Linked DNA regions of Mus musculus: all the other regions are linked to region 1. The links are chromatin loops, found by intact Hi-C in ENCODE. Cell type or tissue: gastrocnemius. All regions are shown on one strand.

Region 1 (5,000 bases):
AAGCACCCACTAGTGTCTTTTCACTAGGACTCACCACTGCACACAGGCAGAGGAACCTAAGGTTGCCCCTACCCATTGGTGTCCCCAGAGCTGGCAGAGCAGCTGGCTTGGCTGTCACAGGATGAGGGGCAACTGTGCTGATTCAGGGGCAGCATGAGACGCCTTGGCTCGAGTTCGGGGACAGGAAAGGTGGCAAAGAGACTGAACATTTAAGAGAAGGGCAGAAACAAAACCAGACTGACTTGGTCAGTTCCCAGGTGCGCTGGCTGATTTCCTGTCAACTTGACACAAGCTAGCGTCATCGGAGAGGAAGGAACGTCAAGTGAGAAAATGCCCCCATTACATGGAGCTGTAAGTAAGACTGTAGGGGATTTTCTTAGTGACTAATGAGGGAGGGACGGTCGCTAGGCAACAATCAGTCCAATCAGTCCGATTCCAGAGGCACAAGAAAGCTGAAGGGGTGACTGTATAGAAACTCCTTTATGAAGTATGTGTGGCCATGAGGGTGGGTTTTATAGCTAAGAGACCTAGAATCTAGTACGGTCTCTGACGGATAGCACAGAGGTCATCAGAACACAGAGTACTTGTAACATTCACTTTAAGATCGGGTCCAGGGAGGGAAGAGTCTGGAATAACCATTAGGGGAGTTTGGGTGAGGTCTGCCTCTAAAGACAACAGAAAGGTCACCAGGTTGTTCAGAAGATCCACTGCCAGCCTTCTGGACATGAAGACCACCATTTATCTCCTCCTTCGAGAAGAGGCCCCAGTGGGTTTACCATTCGTGGTTTCCCTTAATGCCCCCTCTACAGGCCTTTGTGCCTCTAACATGAAGTGACCCCTTACCTCTCTCCGCAGTTGCTTTTCTCTGTTTCCTCTCTCACCCTGCCATCTTCTGTGGATACTTGCTGGTTTCTCTGAAGTGAGGAAATGGCTTTTATTTCTTCCATCTCAACTTTTAATATTTGACTGTCAGCAATAAATTGACTCTCAGGAAAGGAGGACCAGAGAAGGAAGGCTGTCAGGTCTCCTTTGGAGTCAGTGGATAGAGACAATGACTGCTGACGTCATAGCATCTTCTTGGGTACCATGTGACCGTGCCTAAGAATCTCCTGAGGTCAGCATCACAGCCTCACTGTAATGTCAGAAGCTAAGGACGAAATTCTGGTCAAAGCTGCAAACTTGCAAACACCATGAAAGACTTCACTCTTTTCTAGTTGTTGTCAAAAGGGACACTCAGCACGTTGGGAGGGAGAAAGGTCTGGGCAGCCTCCTGCAGATCCATTATAGATCTCAGCTCAAGTTCAGCCATGGGTTTGGCCATCTCTTTAACATAGGCCTGAGGCTTCTCTCAGGCTAGGGATGTGGGGCAGTGCTGAAGCTCTCAGTACAAGTGAAGCTGTGGGTCCTGCACCCAGCACTCAGAAACAGTTCTGCAGGTGGGGGAGGCCTAGACCAGGTAAACACACTCCACAGGACAGATCGTGCCTCCTCATTCCCCAGAGACCAATCAATTTAAAACTCACACTCTCCTGCCAATCACATTGTGCCTAATGGCTACTGCTCTGTAAAACTGTAGAAAGACTCACCAAACAGGCTTGGAGGGTGGGGGAGAAGGGTCACCATCTCTTCTTTGGGTGTAGGGCGGCCCCAAAGTGCTGGAACAATCAACTCCTCTTGCTTTCTGCATCGATTCCCAGCTCTGTGTGGTTCACTCAGGGGGTCCCCAGCTAAGCTAAGGCTCGCTAGAGTCTTAAATGAAAATGTGACTTTGATTTAAAGTAATGCTGCACTAATTGGATTTTACAATGTATTTCCCCTTTTTCTTGTTTAGCCTTTGCAATAAAATAATTTTAAAAAGAGAAAGATGTGTGTCATATATGTTTCCAAGATATCCCAAAGTTGAATGGAGCAGGGGTCTTCCAGGTGGCTGTCCAGGAAAATAGCCAGTTCCCCGGCTCCACCAGAGGACCATAAGCTAATGTTTTTGTAACATAAAATAGAAGTGAATTACTTGAAAAAATTTTTTTACATGTTTTTAAACCTAACAATACATTCTGGATAGTACTGCCGCGAACATATGAGTCACAGTTGCTGGGGGTGGAGGGGGTGTTAATGGCTCTGTGAAACTGAAAAACAAGATGCAAATGCTGTCTGCTCCTTCCTCAGAGTCTCTTTGTGTACGTCCTGCACTCGGAGACATTCCTCCTCCTGGGAGCCAGTTTATGGGACTGTATTTGAGATCTGTGGATGTGGCATCATTGACAGTGCTTGCCTAGCCCTCGTGACGTCCTGGGCTCAATCTTCAGTCCCTCATAAGCCAGGTGTGATGCCACACACCTGTGACCCCAGCACTGCTGGGAGGTGAAGGAAGGACGATCAGAATTCAGGTCATCCTTGACAGCACAGATAGCTGGAGGCCAGACTTCGTGAGAGTCCCTCTCAAAAACTAAACAATGTTAAAAAAATTCTCTCCAGGGTTTCTGACACCCTGAGGTCTACAGTGACAGTATTTTTTTTAAATCTGTCCCTCAAATGCAAATCAGCTCTTAGATCCACGAGCTTTTTCTGCCGGTTTATACTTTTACTCCTTCCAAAAGAAAAAAAATATATGTTTTTACTGTGATTGGAGTAGGCATAGCGGCTGGTGCTGGAAGGGAGGGATGCTGAGCTGTGAGCTTTGTGAGCTGGCAGCCGCAAGGTTTTCCTCTCCGTGCAGCATCGTGCTGAGATATATGTGTTGCACAGACACATTCCTTTGGCAAACAGACTGTTCTTTTTTGTATAGGCCTCCAACACTCTGTGCACAGGGAGAGGAATCTAAGGCTGAGCTTCCAGAGAGGCAGTGCCTGTATCTGGCCACAAGGAGGCGCTCAGAGCACGGTGCGAGCCAATGTAAGACAAAACACTCTTGCTCTTTGGTAGGAAAGAAGGTTGCTGGAGATTGTTCCCCGCAGATGTTAAGACAGGAGGCTATTTACTGTAAAGTGGTCTATCAGGCCTGCTCAGACATCACATCTTACAGCAGCTACTGTAAAAAGAAGATGGATTCTAGAGTGGAGGTATAATGGCTGGCCGAGCTGCCTTCCAAGAAAATTAGCCACCCTGCTGCGACTTTGCTACCAGATGAAAAGAGCCTGGAAACACACACACACACACACACACACACACACACACTTCCTTAAACAAGCTGAGCAGGGTGACTCACATGTGTAATCCTAGTATCTGAGAGGTTGAAGGCAGACTACAACAAGGTCAAGGGCTAGCCCAGGCTACATATATAGTGAGTTCCAAGAAAGCTTGGGTCTGGCATAGGGTAAGACCCAATATCAAGAAAACATACATACAAGTATACATACATATATGCACAAATACATACATCCTTATACATACATATACACATGCATACATACATGAACACTGATACTTAAACATGCATGCATGCATGAATTCACAGATGCATGCATATATATATATACACGTACACACATACACATACACAAACATGCATATTACTAACTAGCCATTATTAAAAACTGGCAGAGAGAAGCTTGTATCCCTTGCTGCATAAACATCCCTCTGTTTGGTTTTGGTTTATTTTTGTGCTCTGAGTTCAAGTTCTCCAAGGAGGGAGACACAGCATTCCAAAGGTGGGTCCTGTCTCACTGCAAGTTAATATTGAGCAACCAGGAATTCTCCTTAAGTTGCACACGCCCCTTCCTAACGAAGCAGGCTCCAGAGCTCAGGGATTGATCCGACTCTGCTCAATGTGTGTGTCTGACTTCCTTTGTGGTGACACGTTAACTCTTTTGAGAAAGAAATCTGACCATATTCTTTGTCTCCTGTTGCAATATCCAGAACATGAGATACAACTATGTCCTGTTAACTCATACAGACGGAGGCTGTGTCTCATTTCCTTTAATCTATACTGCTCTTGTGACCTGCTGTGCCAGTAGAAAGTTCCCAAATGGCACTACTGCACTTGGCCCCAGACCTCCCGATGGCTGGTAGTCTCCACTTTCATCTTCTTGGATGACTGCCACCACGGTGCAGAAGTCTAAACAAAGAGGCTTTATACAGACAGAGCATCCTGGAGGATAAAGGGAAGGTAGGAGGCCCAGGGTGCCCCTGCATTTTATAGCTGGACCAGCTGAGGTACCAGCCATGAGAGTGGGACCTGCTTGGATCCTGGACTCTTTGGTGAGCTACCCCAGCAGACAGCATGGAACAGATGATCCATCGCTGACAAAGCACAGTACAAACTACAGAATCATAAACAAGTAACTAGCTGATTCCACCCATTTGGTTTGGTTTGGTTTGGTTTGGTTTGGTTTGGTTTGGTTTGGTTTGGTTTGGTTTGGTTTGGTCTGAGATATAATCTCCTCACTCAACTGGCCTCAAACCTGCTCTATAGCCAAGTATGGCCTTGAACTCTTAATCCTTCTGTCCACCCTGCAAGTTGTGGGGTTACAGGATTATGCCATCATGTGTGGCTTTATGTGGTGTCAGAGTTCGAACCCGGGGTTTCGTGCATACTAAGCCAGCATCCTGTCAAACAACCTACAACCTCAGTCTACCTGCTGAATTTTGAAGTGGCATTAAAAAACAAAACAAAACAAAACAAAACAAAACACACAACTAGACGTGGCCTTCCCTAACTGCCCCAGCATAATGACCTGGTTCACAATGGGAACCGCACAGAGGGAGACGGAGCTCAGAGGGTACGTCTGAGAAGTGCCCCCTCAGTATCCTCAGACTCCAGTGCCTTACTTTATGATATGCTAACAGTCTGTGCATTGCTCTTTCACGTCTCTACATTGTCTTATACTATGATCTGTATGCCTGTGTCTCCCCTCAGTCATTAGACTCTGGACAGGAAGCCTGTTACATACACAATTATATACGGAATGCCTGAAATGTCTATTGAAGGAACCATTTAATAAACAAATGGAGAGTGAGATATAGGTCAGAGAACTGAAGCATGTGCACACACACACACACAC
Region 2 (5,000 bases), 360 kb after region 1:
CAAGACACCTGTACACATAAAAATAAAAATAAAATTATATATGTGTGTAGTATTGTTGACAATGCTGACCAATCTTCCATATCTATGTATGTATATCTTTTCCTTTTTAAGGGTATCGTATTATACTACCATTACCTAACAACTATTGCAAATAAAGTGTTTTCTCCCATTTTATAAAATGTCCTTTTCAAGCTGGTCGGTGGTGTCACACACCTTTAATCCCAGCACTCAGGAGGCAGAAGCCTGTGAGTTCAAAGCCAGTCTGGTTGACAGAACTCGTTCTGGGACAACCAGGGCTACACAAAGAAATACTGCCTCAAAAATATATATATATAATAAAACAACAACAACAACAAAACCCAATCAACCAAACAAAAGCATTACAGAAGCTGAGGCAGGAGGATCTGAGTTTTAAGATCATTTTCAACTACAAATCCAGTTCAGGGCCATGAGACTGTTTTATTTTGGTTTCTGTTGTTGTGCTAAACTCCATGACTAGAAGCAAGTTGGGGAGCAAAGGGTTTGCTAGATTTACACAGTCCATCACTGCCCCACATCAGAGCAGGAACTCAAGCAGGGCAGGAACCTGGAGGCAGGAACTGAAACATAGACCAAAGAAGAGTGCTGCTTCCTGGCTTGCTCTCCATGACTATTTCAGCCTGCCATGTGTATGTATATATTGTATACATGTGTATATTCCAGAACTATCTGCCCAGAGTGGCCCTCCCACATCAACCATTAATCAAGAAAATGCCCTCACGTACTTACCTACAAGCTAATCTGATGGGGCATTTTCTTAACTGTGTCCTTTTTCCCAGATGAACTTCACTTGTGTCAAGTTGACAAAAAAACAAACCAGCACTGACCCTGTATCAGAAAACCCAAAGGAAAGAACACTTCTCGGGGGCTGGAGAGATGGCTCAGCAGGTAAGAGCACTGACTGCTCTTCCAAGGGTCCTGAGTTCAAATCTCAGCAACCACATGGTGGCTCACAACCATCCATAAACGCCCTCTTCTGGTGTGTCTGAAGACAGCTACAGTGTATTTGCAGATAATAAATAAATCTTTTAGAAAGAAAGAAAGAAAGAAAGAAAGAAAGAAAGAAAGAAAGAAAGAAAGAGAGAGAGAGAAAAATAACACTTCTCAACCAGGCATGGTGGCATTTGCCGTCTCTCCATCTTTTCTCTATCTTTGAGGCAGGATCCCAATCAGGCTTTCAACCCACTATATGTCATAGGCTGGCCTCAAACTCATGGCGATCCTCCTGCCTTGAGTCCTAGGATTTATAGGCATGTGCAACCATTTGGCTTATAATCGTTTCTTATCTCACTGTTCCATAAATAGGAAGGCCACACAGGCTCAGTGGACTCTGTGTTTAGGGTCTCAGAGTTGTTGCGTGTTCTGGATTCTCATCTAGAGGCTCTGAGAAAGATCTTGCATCCACGTCCATTCTGATTGTTTAAGAACTGTTTCTTACGTTTGCTGGAGACTAGGTTCCCTGCTTTCCTGCTGGCAGTTAGCTCAAGTCTGCTCTTAGCATCCTCAGGGCCCTCCCAGGTCCTTTACTGAGAAGTTAGCACAAGGCATCAAGTCTTGCTCCTTCCTCCTCTGCCACCAGCTGAAGAAAATGCTCAGCTCTTACATGGCTCATAAAATTTGACTAGGCTTATTTAGATAACTTCTCTGTCTTGAGAGCTACTGAGTTATAACCTTAATTACACCTGCAAAATTCATCTTGCAGCCAGACATGATGGCACATATGAAATCCCAGCACTTGGGAGGTGGAATCAGGAGAATCAGAAATTCAGGATCATCTGGCCAGTTAGGTTCCTGTGAAGGGAATTTACGGAAAGGAAAACAGAAATGCCCCAAGGTTTCCAAACAGAGGTCAGAGGCTAAATGCTTCCGTTGTGATTTCGCCACTTGATGACCTAAACAAATGTTTCCTGTTCTCTCTTCTCGGGTATAATGGCTTCTTAAAAGTCAACCTAATGCAGCTGAATTTTCAAGTGAGGCATCAGTAGACTCTGGAGCGCCACCTGGTGGCCTCGTCCAGCAAGCGGAAACAAAAGAGACAAATGGGTTTGATAGAGCTGTGGTTCACAGTTGGCATAGAAAACCCCATCCCTCTACACACCCTACCCCAGACCCAAAGGCGGCAAACGATCTCATGTGGCCCGGAGTCAACGCAGAGGGGCGTTCAGAGAAGTTGGCTAGACTGACGTTCAGGACTTGCAAGAATGTGTGCAAATATTTTTGTAGCTCTCTAAAGAAATCGGTGATGGAGAAGACAGCTTATGTTAAGGGGGAAGGGTGTTGAGAGATGAGGGTCCCACCCTACCCTACCAGCTCCGGCACAGTTAGCCTGAGGTTATTGGTTATTTCTTCAAAGATTCTGATACTTGGACAAATAGAAACAGTTGAGTATGCATGGTAGTCTCTCTCTCTCTCTCACTCTCTCTCTCTCTCTCTCTAGTTTATCGATTCTTTGAGAATTTCATGCTCATATACGATAGACTTTGAACATATCAATCCCCCTCCCCTCTCCAACTCCTTCCTGACTGCCCCCCCCATACCACCCAGTTTCATGTCCAGTTTTTAACCTTCTATGTCTAATGAATGCTGCCTGTTTGTGCACCGATATAGGGCTATCCACTGGAACCTGGGTAGCCTAACAGGAGCCATTTCCCTGAAGAAAACTGACCCTCCCTCCTTATGAACACCTACAAATAGCTCTTCAGCTAAGGGCATGCTTTGTAGCCTCTCCTGCTTAATGGTATTTTGACCAATATTTTTGGGTTTTGGGTTTTGGGTTTTGAGTCAGGGTCTCCCTTATGTAGCACTTTCCAGGCTGGAAGAACTCACTAGGGCTATCACTGTGATCCTTCTGATGATGCTGCCAAAGCACTAGAATTACAGATGTGAACTGCCAGACCCACCTCCCACACTACATGTTTTTAACATTCTATTTCCAGGGCCTACAAAATGGCTTAGTGGATAAAAAGTTCTTGCTGCCAAACCTGACAATCAGAGTTCAATCCCCAGATGGAGTGACAGTGACAGAACCAACTCCTGTAAGCTGGCTTTTGACAAACCTACCCAAATAAATAAATAAATAAATAAATAAATAAATAAATATTGTTAGTCGAGGCTATAGAGATGCTCAGCTGACAAAACACTTGTCTGGAGTTCAAATCTCCAGCACCCGAGTCCATGGCAAGTGATCCTAGCCTGTAGGGAGTGGATACAGAATTCCTGAGGCAAGCTGGCTGGCCAGACTAACCAAACTGACAAGTTTTAGCTTCAAGTGAGAGGCCCTGCCTCAATATGTAAGATGGAGAACACTCAAGGGAGATATCCAAGGTCAGCTTCTGGCCTCCACAAACACATCCACACACTCACACACACACATGTGGTCCCATGCACAGGAGAACATGCTCACACATCACACACTTACACATGCTCAGAAACCGTAAAAACATGCAATGATTTTATTACAAACTAACAACAGAACTACAGTAAAATACGATGGGGAAAGGAGAATTACCATAAGTGACAAGAGTTATTTAACAGTATATTCTAGGGGCTGGAGAGATGGTTCAGTGGTTAAGAGCACTTGAACTTGACTGCTCTTCCAGAGGTCCTGAGTTCAATTCCCAGCAAACATTTAGCGCCTCACGACCATCTCTAATGGGCTCTGATCTTCTCTTCTAGTGTGCATGAAGACAGAGCACTCATACACATAAAACACATGAATAAATAACAGTATTTCTAAGAGTAAAGTGAACACAATTATGTTTATAGGTGGGAAATCTGGTTGTTGCAGGATATAAGTTAGATATTGTGAAACTACACATGTAAGGTTCAACAAAAAGTCAATCCAGTATGAATAAGAAGCAGCAAGGCTTTTACTGTTGGAAACAGAGATGTGAAGTTTGAGGTTTTCTCTTAAGGGGATGAGAATGAACTATTCGTGTGTTGGGCTGGAATTAGAGCCAGCAGTATAAAGTCATGGCTCTTATTAGACAGATGATGGATTAGAGTCACAGACAGACACCTGTGTATTTGTACACATGCGGATAACTCCCGAAGCTGCCCAAAGAAACAAGAAACAGTAAGACCCAAGCATCAAGCGCCTAACATCCAGAGTCTTCATACCTGCCTCCCACCTTTTTAGTAGCCCAGGCTGGCCTCAAACTTGAAAAAGTCCTCCTGCCTCAGTTTCCCAAGTGACGAGATGATGGGATTAAAGGTCTGAGCCACCATGTCCGGGAAACAGTGAAAACATTTTAAATGAATAAAAAATAAACAAAGAAGAGAAAATAGCTCTTTCTTACTATAGTATTCCAGTTAAAAAGAGTAAACAGATTGATTGAAAGTCAAGCCATCCTTAGCTATAGAGCCAGTTGGAAGCCATTCTGGGCTACATGAGACCCTGCTCAATATTCCCTTCCTCCCAAAATATCAAGAATCACATAGCCTTCACACCACAGAACTGTTAGCATATCAAGTCGGGAGTCAGCACACAGTTCTCACACATCCCTGTACTTTAATGAACCGATTTACTCATCTAGTTTCATTTCTGTTGCTGTGATTAAAACACAAAACAAAAAATGGACAGAAAGCAACTTAGGGAACAAAAGGTTGATTTTAGCTCACAATTCTAGGTTCATCACTTTGGAGGAAGTCACAGGACTAGGAGCACAGTTGGTCACAGCACGTCTCTAGTCAAGAGTGGAGCAGGGATGAGTGCGTGTGTCTTTCTTGTCTGTTTGTCTATGCTCTGCTCTCCATTCTTGTGATAGTTCAGGACCTCCTGCCAAAGGAATGATGCCGCTCACTGTGGGCTGGGTCTTCTGACATCAATTAACTTAATTACAACAGTCCTCACAGACATGCCTACAGACCAACCCAATGTATATAATCTATCCTCGAGACTCTCTTCCCAGGCAATGCTACATTGTCAGACTGACAGTTAAAGTTAACCTTCACAGTTCCAA
Region 3 (5,000 bases), 200 kb after region 1:
AGCCACCCCTCCCAACTCCACGAAGTACCATTTTTAAACTTGGTATTTTAATGTAAAAAGTTTTACCTGTAACAGGAGCGTCTGAGGGCATGTCTGCCATCTTTTATTGAAAGAAAATTAAAGAGACCTGAGTGCGTGCGTGTGTGTGTGTGTGTGTGTGTGTGTGTGTGTGTGAAGCTCTAGATTCAAAAGTAAATTAATACACTTGCCTGGGGCACCAACTAGGTTTTGTTTGTTTTCAGGAAACTAAACAGAAGTAATATTCGTGTTTTATAGGTTGTGATTATGTGCCAGTCACCATATGAGACTCTAGAGAATCAAAGACACAGGCATGCTCTCTGCCCTTAAGGAGTTTGCCAGCTGCTTATTTCTACCACTGGGCAACATGCCTAGCCATCCTGGTTAAGACAGCTTCTGGGCTGCTGTAACGCCGTACACGCTCCCCTATCATAACGCTAGGCACAGGATCATTTCTGCCTTTCTTGTGATGTTACTAAGGATTGAACCCAGAGCTTTGGGCATGGTGAACACATGTTCTACCCTGAGCCATCGCTCTGAGTCCCACTGCAGGCTCCTCTAACCCAGCAGTGCTCAGCATCCATCCCTAAGGCTTTAATACAGTTCCTCACATTGTGATGACCCCCAACCACTAAATTATTTTCGTTGCTACTTCATAACTGTAACTTTGCTGTTATGAAACATCGTGTGTATATCTGTGTTTTCTGACGGTCTTAGACAACTGACCTCTGAGAAAGGGTTGTTCAACCCCTAAACGGGTCGTGACCCATAGGTTGAGAACTGCCGTTCTAACTAAAAGCATAGGATCTAAACCCAAAGCCAGACTATTCCGCTCCTTGAGAGGTCTCTCTTTCCCATCTCTGTGGTGTCAACAAGTAATCCTGAGCCTGCCTAGCTCAGCCAGTTCTTCCCCTGTGTCTGCATGGATCCAGTAAATGCCCACAAGTGCGGTTCTCCATGAAAACAAAAGTAGAATTGGAAAAAGGAAGTATGCCCAGCTGAAAATGATTTCTGGGGAGGAAGTACAAAGAGAAATGGCCAGAGGGTCCTTGAGAATAGAAATGTTCTTTGGGTGTGAGGAAGGGCCTAAGATATGCACTTTGCCCTTATTTGCATAAACTTACAAAAGTTTAGAGCTGAAAAGCCAACCTTTTGTGTTACAGCCGATGTACCAAGAAGTCGGAGGATTTGTCTAAGTTTCTCCAGCTGGTGACAGAGGCGAGACTAAAAGTCAGGTCTCTCCCTAATGTGCTAGCAGCCAAACATAATGCGACATCACATCCAGACTGCTGTTCTAACAAAGTCTCTTTGGAAATTCTAAGGAACTCATCCCATATTCAGTAACACACATCCTGACTTTAGCCAACTTGGTTCTTTGAAAGAACAACACAAATGGATTCTGGGAAAAATTAAGCAAGAAATATGACCTGTAATTAAAGAATTATCTTATAGCAATCCCTAAGATTTATAGGTGATGTTCTTTTCTCAACATACACAGGCCAGGTGGACAGGAAGCTGCCTCATTCAGGAAAGTGATTATCACGCAGGCCTGACAAACTGAGTTAGGATGCCCACATTAAGGCTGGGCACAGGCATCTTTAGCTCCATCACTGATATAGGGGCATGTATGTCCCTATGGCTCATTAGCCAGCCAGCCTAGCTGGATCCATGAACTCCAGATCCAATGATAGATAGCAGGCAAAGAGTATGCCTGAAACCTATATCTGGTATCTACATGTCTGTGCACACATGCACACCTACAACTAGTTTAGCACAGAAAAATTCATTTTCTTCTAGTGACTCCTTTCCAGCCAACCGTGGAAGCTTTGGTTCTCAGAAGGCAGAATGGAGAGAAATCGGTTGTGCTGAAATGTTCCACAGAGAGAAGCAAGCCCCCGCCACAAATCACCTGGCTGCTGGGGGAAGGTCTGGAGATCTATGGTAAGTGCACAGAAAGAAGGTTCTTTGTTTCCTTTCCTTCTGTCCTCCAAGAGCTTTTTAAAGTATTATGGTGCCCTCTGGTGGCACACACTGTCTAAAGACATCATTCTATCAGTTCTGCTCCAGAGAAATTAGCATTATAATAACTAATATTTCATCTAATGTTAAAAGGCTATCTCTCAAGAGATAGCTATATCAGGGTCCTGTCAGCTAAATCTTGCTGGCATATGCAATAGTGTCTGGGTTTGGTAGTTGGATATGGGATGGATCCCCAGGTGGGGTAGTCTCTGGATGGTCCTTTCTTCCGTCTCAGCTCCAAACTTTGTCTCTGTAACTCCCTCCATGAGTATTTTGTTCCCCATTCTAAGAAGGAAAGAAGTATCCACACTTTTGTCTTCCTTCTTCTTGAGTTTCATGTGTTTTGCAAATTTTATCTTGGATAGTCTAAGTTTTTGGGTTAATATCTCTTATCAGTGAGTGCATATCATGTGTGTTCTTTTGTGATTGGGTTACCTCACTGATATAGCTGTCTCTTGAGAGGCTATGCCAGTGCCTGGCAAATACAGAAGTGGATGTTTACAGTCATCTATTGGATGGAACACAGGGCCCCTAATAAAGGAACTAGAGAAAGTACCCAAGGAGCTAAAGGGGTCTGCAACCCTATAGGAGGATCAACAATACAAACTAACCAGTATCCCCCCCGCCCCCAGAGCTGTGTCTCTAGTTGCATATGTAGCAGAGGATGGCCTAGTCAGCCATCAATAGGAATAGAAGCCCTTGGTCTTACGAAGATCATATGCCCCAGTACAGGGAAATGCCAGGGCCAGGAAGCAGGAGTGGGTAGATTGGGGAGCAGGGTGGGGAGAGGGTATAGGGGACTTTTGGGCTAGCATTTGAAATGTAAATGAAGAAAATATCTAATAATTTTTAAAAGGCTATCTCAAATCACACTTTTAAAAATTAAGATAGAAATATAAAATGAGTTATTTGTAATACTTTTTTAAAAAAACTGACAAAATTCCCTGAAGTAAGTGTAATGCTGAGCATAAACTTGGAAACAAAGTTATAAAATTAGAAACATGTGTAACATTGAATGTGTGCAAGAGGTAGTCTGCTTACCAGGTGGCGGTATCCCAAGAAACTACAATAAACTGAAGTATTTTTCATGAAAATTTTCTTAATGCTCCAATTCACCAAACAACTTAATCAACCTCCGACACACGTTGAACACTTACATTGTTATCCCTCCAGCAGCAACATCTTCTGTTACACAGCATATTCCACAGCACGTTTTCCAGCAATGCATGCATTGTATCCAATTCTGTGCTGAAGGCAGTTAGAACAAAGAACCATTGCCTGTGCCTACGAGTGGGCACGTGTGTGCCTTTATACATTTTACGGGTAAGAAGTCCTAGTTGAGGCCTAAGTCAGGAAGTGTCCGTAATTAAACACACAAAGCCTTCCTTATATATGTGACACTATTGAACACACAGAGACAGATGAAGACGTTCTGAGACGCATGCGTGGTGGGTTATACATGCAGTCCCAATGTCTGGAAGGTGGGGTGGGGCAAGAGGGTCGTGTGTTTGAGGCCAGGCTGAGCTACATCATGAGTCCCAGGCCAGTTTGAACTACTTCCTGAACCCCGCATTAAAAATGTTTTTCATACTATAAAAATAAGTATCTTTGCTGGCAACAGAAAACTAATTGTGATTTGGAGGGAAGCATTTCCACAGTGTTTGCTGCCGTTTCAGTACATGTTGCCTTTGCTAGCTGTACAAATTATCTCTGCCCTTTAATGCTCTGAGGGGCTGTGCACTGCCAAGAAGACTGGGCATGAAACAGAGTGGTAAGCAGAAAAGCCTTAAGGCTCAGATCTGTCTTCCAGTCTGGCAGAAACCTACTTCATTATGAAACTCCTTCATACATTAATGTAACCTTCATAGGCTCGTGGGGCTTTGTGTTTTGTGACAATGTTACCCTTCCTGTGCAACCACTGCAAGCTTGGATCATTCCCCCACCATAGCAAAGTGTTTGTAGAAATCTGCCCAGGCTCCTTGATCCACTGCTGCTTGTCCTTGTGGCCACGCCCAACCCACCCAAGGCAGCTGACTTGAGTGTGAGACTGCGGTTCTGCGTGCAGAATGGTCCAACAGAGTTCCATAGCCATAACCTTTCCTGTCTCTTGAAATTGCTGTGTAGGTGAACTCAACCATGAATTTGAAGCTGATGGGAAAATATGTAACACCAGCAGCATGCTCATCGCCCGCGCATACGGCAAAAACTCAACCGTGCACTGCATTATCCAGCACGAGGGCTTGCACGGGAGAAAGCTGGTTGCCCCCTTCCAGTTTGAAGATTTGGGTAAGAAGAGCAGTTATGTTTAGCTGTCTTTAGTTTAGTGCAATATTGCAATATTGTCCTAGTTTGCTTCCATGTTGCTGTGATAAGACACTGCCTGAAGGCAACTTAAAGGAGGAAAGGGTTAATTTAATCATACCTCTCTCGGGTCACCAGAGTTCCAGGGAACTCAGGGCAGGAACACGAAGGCAGGGACTGAAGAGAAGTTACAGAGGAGTGCTGCTCACTGACTTGTTCCTCATGGCTTGTACAGCCTGCTTTCTGATAGAACCAGGAACCACCTGCCAAGGGGTGGCACAACTCAACCCCTGGTTAAGCCTTCCCATGTCAGTCATCAATCAAGACAATGCCCCACAGATACCACCGAAGGCCGATCTGAAGGGAGGGATTCTCCACTTGCCGTCCCCTCTTCCCAAGTGTGTCGAAAAGACGTTAGCCATTACAGCTACATATGGACTCTAACCATGTCAGATCTCCAGGAAATATCCAAAGTGGCCCGTTAGTGTCAGCCATTGGTGGCTCCTATTTGTCTATTGTCTTTTTCCTTTGATGAGCCACACAGATAATGTTGCATGTAGCTTTTGTGTTTTTCCTCTCTTAAGCATGACAAACTACCTCTTCTTTCTCCTGCATCTGCCCCTTGCCTGTGGGGACCCAGCAGTCCCACCTTTTCCTTCCAC
Region 4 (5,000 bases), 150 kb after region 1:
AGCCATCCACAAACAGCTAGTGTTCTTAGCCTCTGAGAGCCATCTATCTCCCCAGCTCCAGGAACTTACATAATTGACAGATTTTGGTATCTGGTGTGACTGTTGATTTATGTAAGCATTATAGGATGTTGACTGAGCCAGTTCCTATATACACTGCCTATCGTCTTTGTTGGCTTGTGGTAATTCCTTGACCACCTACTACCCTCATCTTCTTGCTTGCCCTTGAGGCTGTGAATTGAGCACAAGGCCTCTCACATGCTAAGAAAGGGCTCCAACCCTGCACCCTGTTCCCAGATCTAAAATCCACCCTTTTAGCAATTTTCAAGAATACATTGTGTGGCTTCTAGCTGTTGTTACCATACCGTAATATTTACTCTGAAACTGTGTTTCCCTTAACCAACAACTGGACCTCTAGCCCTGGGTTTTGTTTTCTGCTTAACAAATCGGGTAGCATTCTGGCAAGGTTCCCAGGATCACAACAGAGCAAGAGGAGGGCAAGAGGTGTCATGATGCATTTCTTAGTTTCATTTGCCCACTGGATGAATGGATGGATGGATGGATGGATGGATGGATGGATGGATGGATGGATGGGTAATCAGTGTCTGGATAATTGAGATCCCAAAGCTCTTCCCTTCTTCATGGACAGGAATGCTGGTTAAGTAATTGCATCATCAGCCTCTGCTCTCTGGGGGCAGGCTGAGTGCCGAGGGGCTGCAGGCTTTTCCCCGCCCCCCCCCCCCACTATAATGACGCCTGTCTGTTTTCCATCCCCAGTGCGAGGACAGCAAGGTGGATGCTCTGGGGGAAGCCCTGCAGACTACTGTCAGTCGATGGAAATGTAAGTTCTCAGCCCCACTGCCCCTGGAGCTGTACACCTCCTCCAACTTCATCGGGCTCTTCGTGAAGGAAGACAGCGCTGAAGTCCTCAAGAAGTTCGCGGCTGACTTTGCTGCAGAGGCTGCATCCAAAACAGGTAAACACCCACGGCTGTCAGCCCGGTCCTGAATCTCAATATCAGAAGTCGAAAGGACAGGAATTGGGAGACAGTGATGGGACACTCAGCCTACAAAAAGGAGTGAATTTATTTTGGTTCATAATTCCACAGTTTTTAGCCAACGGTGGTCGGATCCTTAGCCTGTCGACCTGTGGTAAGGCAAAGCATCCTGGCAGGAGTATACAGAACAAACCTGCTCACCTCAAGGGGGCCGGAAAGCAGGAGGAGTGAGCATAAGGGGCTTGGGTCCCAAGGTCCCCTTCAAAGGCACATCCCAAATTCATCCCCGTAGGCTCCACCTCTTAGAGATCCCACCTCTTCTCTGTGGTACCACAGACTGGTAGCCAAGCCTTCAACATTATAACATCCGGGGGTCGGGGGAGGACTTTTAAGATCAGATGGTACCCTCTGCAGAGGAGAGGGCTGGAGACAGGAGGTAGAGGATCGTGCAGAAATGGACCCTTCTAGCAAAGAACACCCCGCCCCCTGCATCCCTTGTGAAAATGTGATACCTCTTTGTGTCCTGCTGACCTGCTGAAGAGCTGCCCATGCCTTGTTCCTTGACTCCCAGGGACTTACCTGTTCACACTGAACTGTAGAGGCAGCCCTTTGTAGTCTCCATCTCCGTCGGTGCAGATCTAAGAGAGCACCCTTCATCCTCTGAGCTCCCCACTCATGCATGCTTTTATCTGGATCTGACCATTCATTGCTTGCGTAGCAGTGGATGTAGTGGAGTGAAGCCACTGTATAGTGAATCATGACAATATTCACCAAGTTGAAGAGTGTTGGGTCGGTAGGTTATTTTGTTGTACAGTTGATGTTGAAATAAGGTCTCATGTAGCCCAAGCTGGTCTCAAAGTTATTTTGTAGCTAAGTCTGGGCCATGAACTTTTCATCTTCCTGTGACCGGCTCCTGGATTCCAGCTGTGTACCACCACATCTGGCTTCCCATGTTTCTGTGGATAGAATCGAGGGTTTCGTGTTTGCTCTCCCAGTGCAGGGGAGCTAAATCCCTAACCCCTGAATCCAAGTCCTGAATGAAAAACTGGGGGATACTCACAGCCCTCCAGCCATACACTTAGGGCTGGCCAAAGACTGGAAGACCTGATCCAAGCCATACAATCTACTCCTTTGTTTCCTTTGTCAGTGGTTATCTTACAGGGTGTCAGTCTTGGCTGATGTTTGTATTGCGTGTGGTATTCCTTCAGAGAAGCTCCCACAAGGAGCTTAGCCCAAATGACTGCAGCTCTCGAAAGAACTCTAGGTCCTGAAGAGACTCCCTGTGGTTTGGGGAGGAGGTCTTCTTAGATTGAATTTCCCCCCCTTTCTGCCAGGACCAGCCATGGGTTTAGTAAATTAACAGAGAAAGGAAACATTTCAGAGAGATAGAATAACAAAGGGAAAATCGCCTCTCTTCATATACATTGCCCTTGAAGAATTTTTTTTTAAGTCCCACTAAATATTGTCAGTCCACTAAATCACTACAAAAAACAAGTAAAGCCCCATATCCTTTACAAATCAGGAAAGCAGAGCTGTGGCAGTTTCTTTTTTTTTTTTTTATGTAGATCATAAAATTTTGAATAAATTCTTTAATAAATATAAAACTGGTTATTACCCTAAAGCAACTGTCAGCTGTATTTCCAGGGGATAATTTGCATTTTCATAAACAAGAAATTGCTACCATTATCATCAAGTCCATTGACCTACAAAGTAACTGAAAGACAATGGAAGACAAGCAACCAAAAATGTACATCAGATAGGCTACCTAGTCCACTTTGCCTCTTAGTGTGTTTTGATTTGTTTGTTTGTTTTCTTCTGTTTGTGTGGTTTTTTTGGTTTTTTGTTTGTTTGGGTTTTTTTTAACTTTTCAGTTTTCTGGGGGTTTTCCTGGCAATCAATCTAAAAATAAAGACAGTGTGGACGGAATGAGAGACAGTCAAGGAATCGGTTTCCCATGTGGGAATGGGAGACTGCCAGTCCCTCTCCAAGAATCTCCTGTCACTAAGAACTTGGTGGTTTCAGGGCTCTGTCCCTGTGGTGCCCCCTGGTGGTTATCTATAGAACTGCAGAACCCTGACTTGTATCTGGTCTAGCTTTGGGGAAAGTAGGTCATTATGTCTTTGCCCTAGAACTCAAGCCTGTGTAGTCTAGAATTACTGGTTCACCCAGATTCCTTCTGCAAGTATATTTGGTGTTGTTCTTCTTTCTGGGTGGCTCGAGAAGGCTCACCCATGTGCGTTCATTTCATCAGCAAGTACTGAAGACCCAGAGTATAGATAGTGGAAACGGCCACAAGCACCCATTGCATGGACTCACCCTACAAAAACACCCTGCAGTGTAATTGGAAAGGGACTAAATCCCAGAATACCAGTTTTCTGCTCTATCTGACCTGCTATTCTCTGAGACTTGACTGACTCCCTTAATTTCTTCTTGGTTCTCTCCTGGGAAGCAGAAAGGTCTTTCTCATGAAGCGTACAAAGGGGGATTAGAGCTCACCCCTCATGTTGCTAGGTTTGCTCCGCTTTATTTTTAGTGTTTTAGAATAATGGTATGCACCCTTCAAATGAGTGGGCCACAACCCGGAGCAGTGTCACCCTGGGGGGACATTTGCTAATATGAGGCATGATTTGGGGGTTATGACTTGGGGTGCTGCTGCCATCCAGGGGATAAAGGCTGGAGGGGGGGTGTTACTGAATATTCTGTGGTATCCAGGACAGCTAGCTCCCTACAAGTAACTATTCACATACATGTTGTTAGGAAAGCCTACTTCATACTGTGAGATGTTCCCCAGGCCCCTCTTTTTCACCACGCTCCCAGAATCTAGGAATTCCTATCCCAGATGAAGACAACCGCTCCAGCAGTCCCTCAGTCACAAAACCCGCACTGTATTTCCACATCAATCACATTGGCCTTTTAGATCTCCTTTGCTTCTTCTGAATGGAGGGGCTGGTGATGAGTCCCTGGACTTGTCAGGAGGAGTGAGCCAAAAAGATTAACCCGGAACCCATCCTCAGCTCCTGCTGAAAAGCCATCTGTCGTGGGGCTTTCTATCTCTGGAACAGTGGGTTGATTGGGGCCTGGGATTCACCCCTTTAATTCCGCTGCTACCTCTCTGAGGGACTGGCTTCTTTGTTATTTGGGGAACAGGACACCTTTCTGGGCCCTTTCTTCTCCTCCATGGTTGTGATTTCCTCTTTCTATCCCCCTCTTTTCAGAAGTGCACGTGGAGCCTCATAAGAAGCAGCTGCATGTGACGCTGGCCTACCACTTCCAAGCCAGCCACCTACCCACCCTAGAGAAGCTTGCCCAGAACATTGACGTCAAGCTAGGATGCGACTGGGTGGCCACCATATTCTCTCGGGATATCCGGTTTGCTAACCATGAGGTAATGCTTCCCTGTAGCCCCCAGGCAAAACCCACGGAGATCGTAGTTAAAGCATGCAAGGTACCACTGGGTGGGCAAAATTTTTAAAATTTTGCACTTAAGAAGTTTTAAGGGCCAATGAGGTAACTCGGTGGGTGATGTCACTTGCTGTCAAGCCTGACAACCTGAGTTCAATTCCTGGAACCCACGGGTTAGAAGGAGAGAACGGAATCTTGTGGGTTGTCTTCTGGCCTCCCTGTGCATACACACACACACACACACACACACACACACACACACACACACACACACACACACACACGCACACACACACACACACTGAATACACTTATAAGAAAGGAGCTTTGAGTCCAGCAAGGGAGAGAGGGCAGGCAGATGTAAGAAGAGATCTCTCCTGGTCCCTTTGAGAGGCTGTGGACTCTACAATGGAAGATGTGAGTGAATATACTAATAATATATATAGTGAATCCTACTATAGACAAATGGGTCTAAGTTTTAGCATCCCTCTTTGGATGTAGTCAGCATGGCTTCTCAGTCAATCACGTGGCTCTCAGAAGGACGAATCTTTTAGTCCTTGCTAATCTTTTTTTATCTTAAAGAAGACTCAGAGGTTGACTGTCT

Evidence for each region. Hi-C counts contacts between places; a loop is a spot of excess contacts. Peaks named below come from ENCODE experiments on the same cell type or tissue, not always from the same donor. Only the 100,000 strongest peaks of a DNase experiment are listed, where the experiment ranks them.
Region 2: a loop joins it to region 1, with 19 times the contacts of the local background. A loop is called at or near these places in 32 of 42 quality-filtered maps.
Region 3: a loop joins it to region 1, with 13 times the contacts of the local background. A loop is called at or near these places in 34 of 42 quality-filtered maps.
Region 4: it touches region 1 in a loop (9-fold over the local background); 37 of 42 quality-filtered maps call a loop at or near these places.

Annotation. Positions count from the first base shown.
Region 1 is chr9:41,189,142-41,194,141 of GRCm38, reverse strand. No RefSeq gene overlaps it. Among named protein-coding and RNA genes, the nearest start is that of 1700063D05Rik, 15 kb to the left of the region's middle. In gastrocnemius, no CTCF peak of the experiment used is centred here; a DNase peak (open chromatin) is centred at 2,859.
Region 2 is chr9:40,831,832-40,836,831 of GRCm38, reverse strand. No RefSeq gene overlaps it. Among named protein-coding and RNA genes, the nearest start is that of Snord14e, 30 kb to the right of the region's middle. In gastrocnemius, a CTCF peak has its summit at 2,046 (motif pointing left); a DNase peak (open chromatin) is centred at 2,041.
Region 3 is chr9:40,987,104-40,992,103 of GRCm38, reverse strand. Crtam (cytotoxic and regulatory T cell molecule) reads left to right here. Exons shown (of 10, transcript NM_001281954.1): 4 at 1,816-1,959; 5 at 4,162-4,323. Among named protein-coding and RNA genes, the nearest start is that of Crtam, 15 kb to the left of the region's middle. In gastrocnemius, a CTCF peak has its summit at 2,049 (motif pointing left); DNase peaks (open chromatin) are centred at 398 and 2,017.
Region 4 is chr9:41,042,854-41,047,853 of GRCm38, reverse strand. Ubash3b (ubiquitin associated and SH3 domain containing, B) reads left to right here. Exons shown (of 14, transcript NM_176860.6): 4 at 775-973; 5 at 4,210-4,379. Among named protein-coding and RNA genes, the nearest start is that of Crtam, 41 kb to the right of the region's middle. In gastrocnemius, a CTCF peak has its summit at 3,048 (motif pointing left); DNase peaks (open chromatin) are centred at 3,038, 4,022 and 4,279.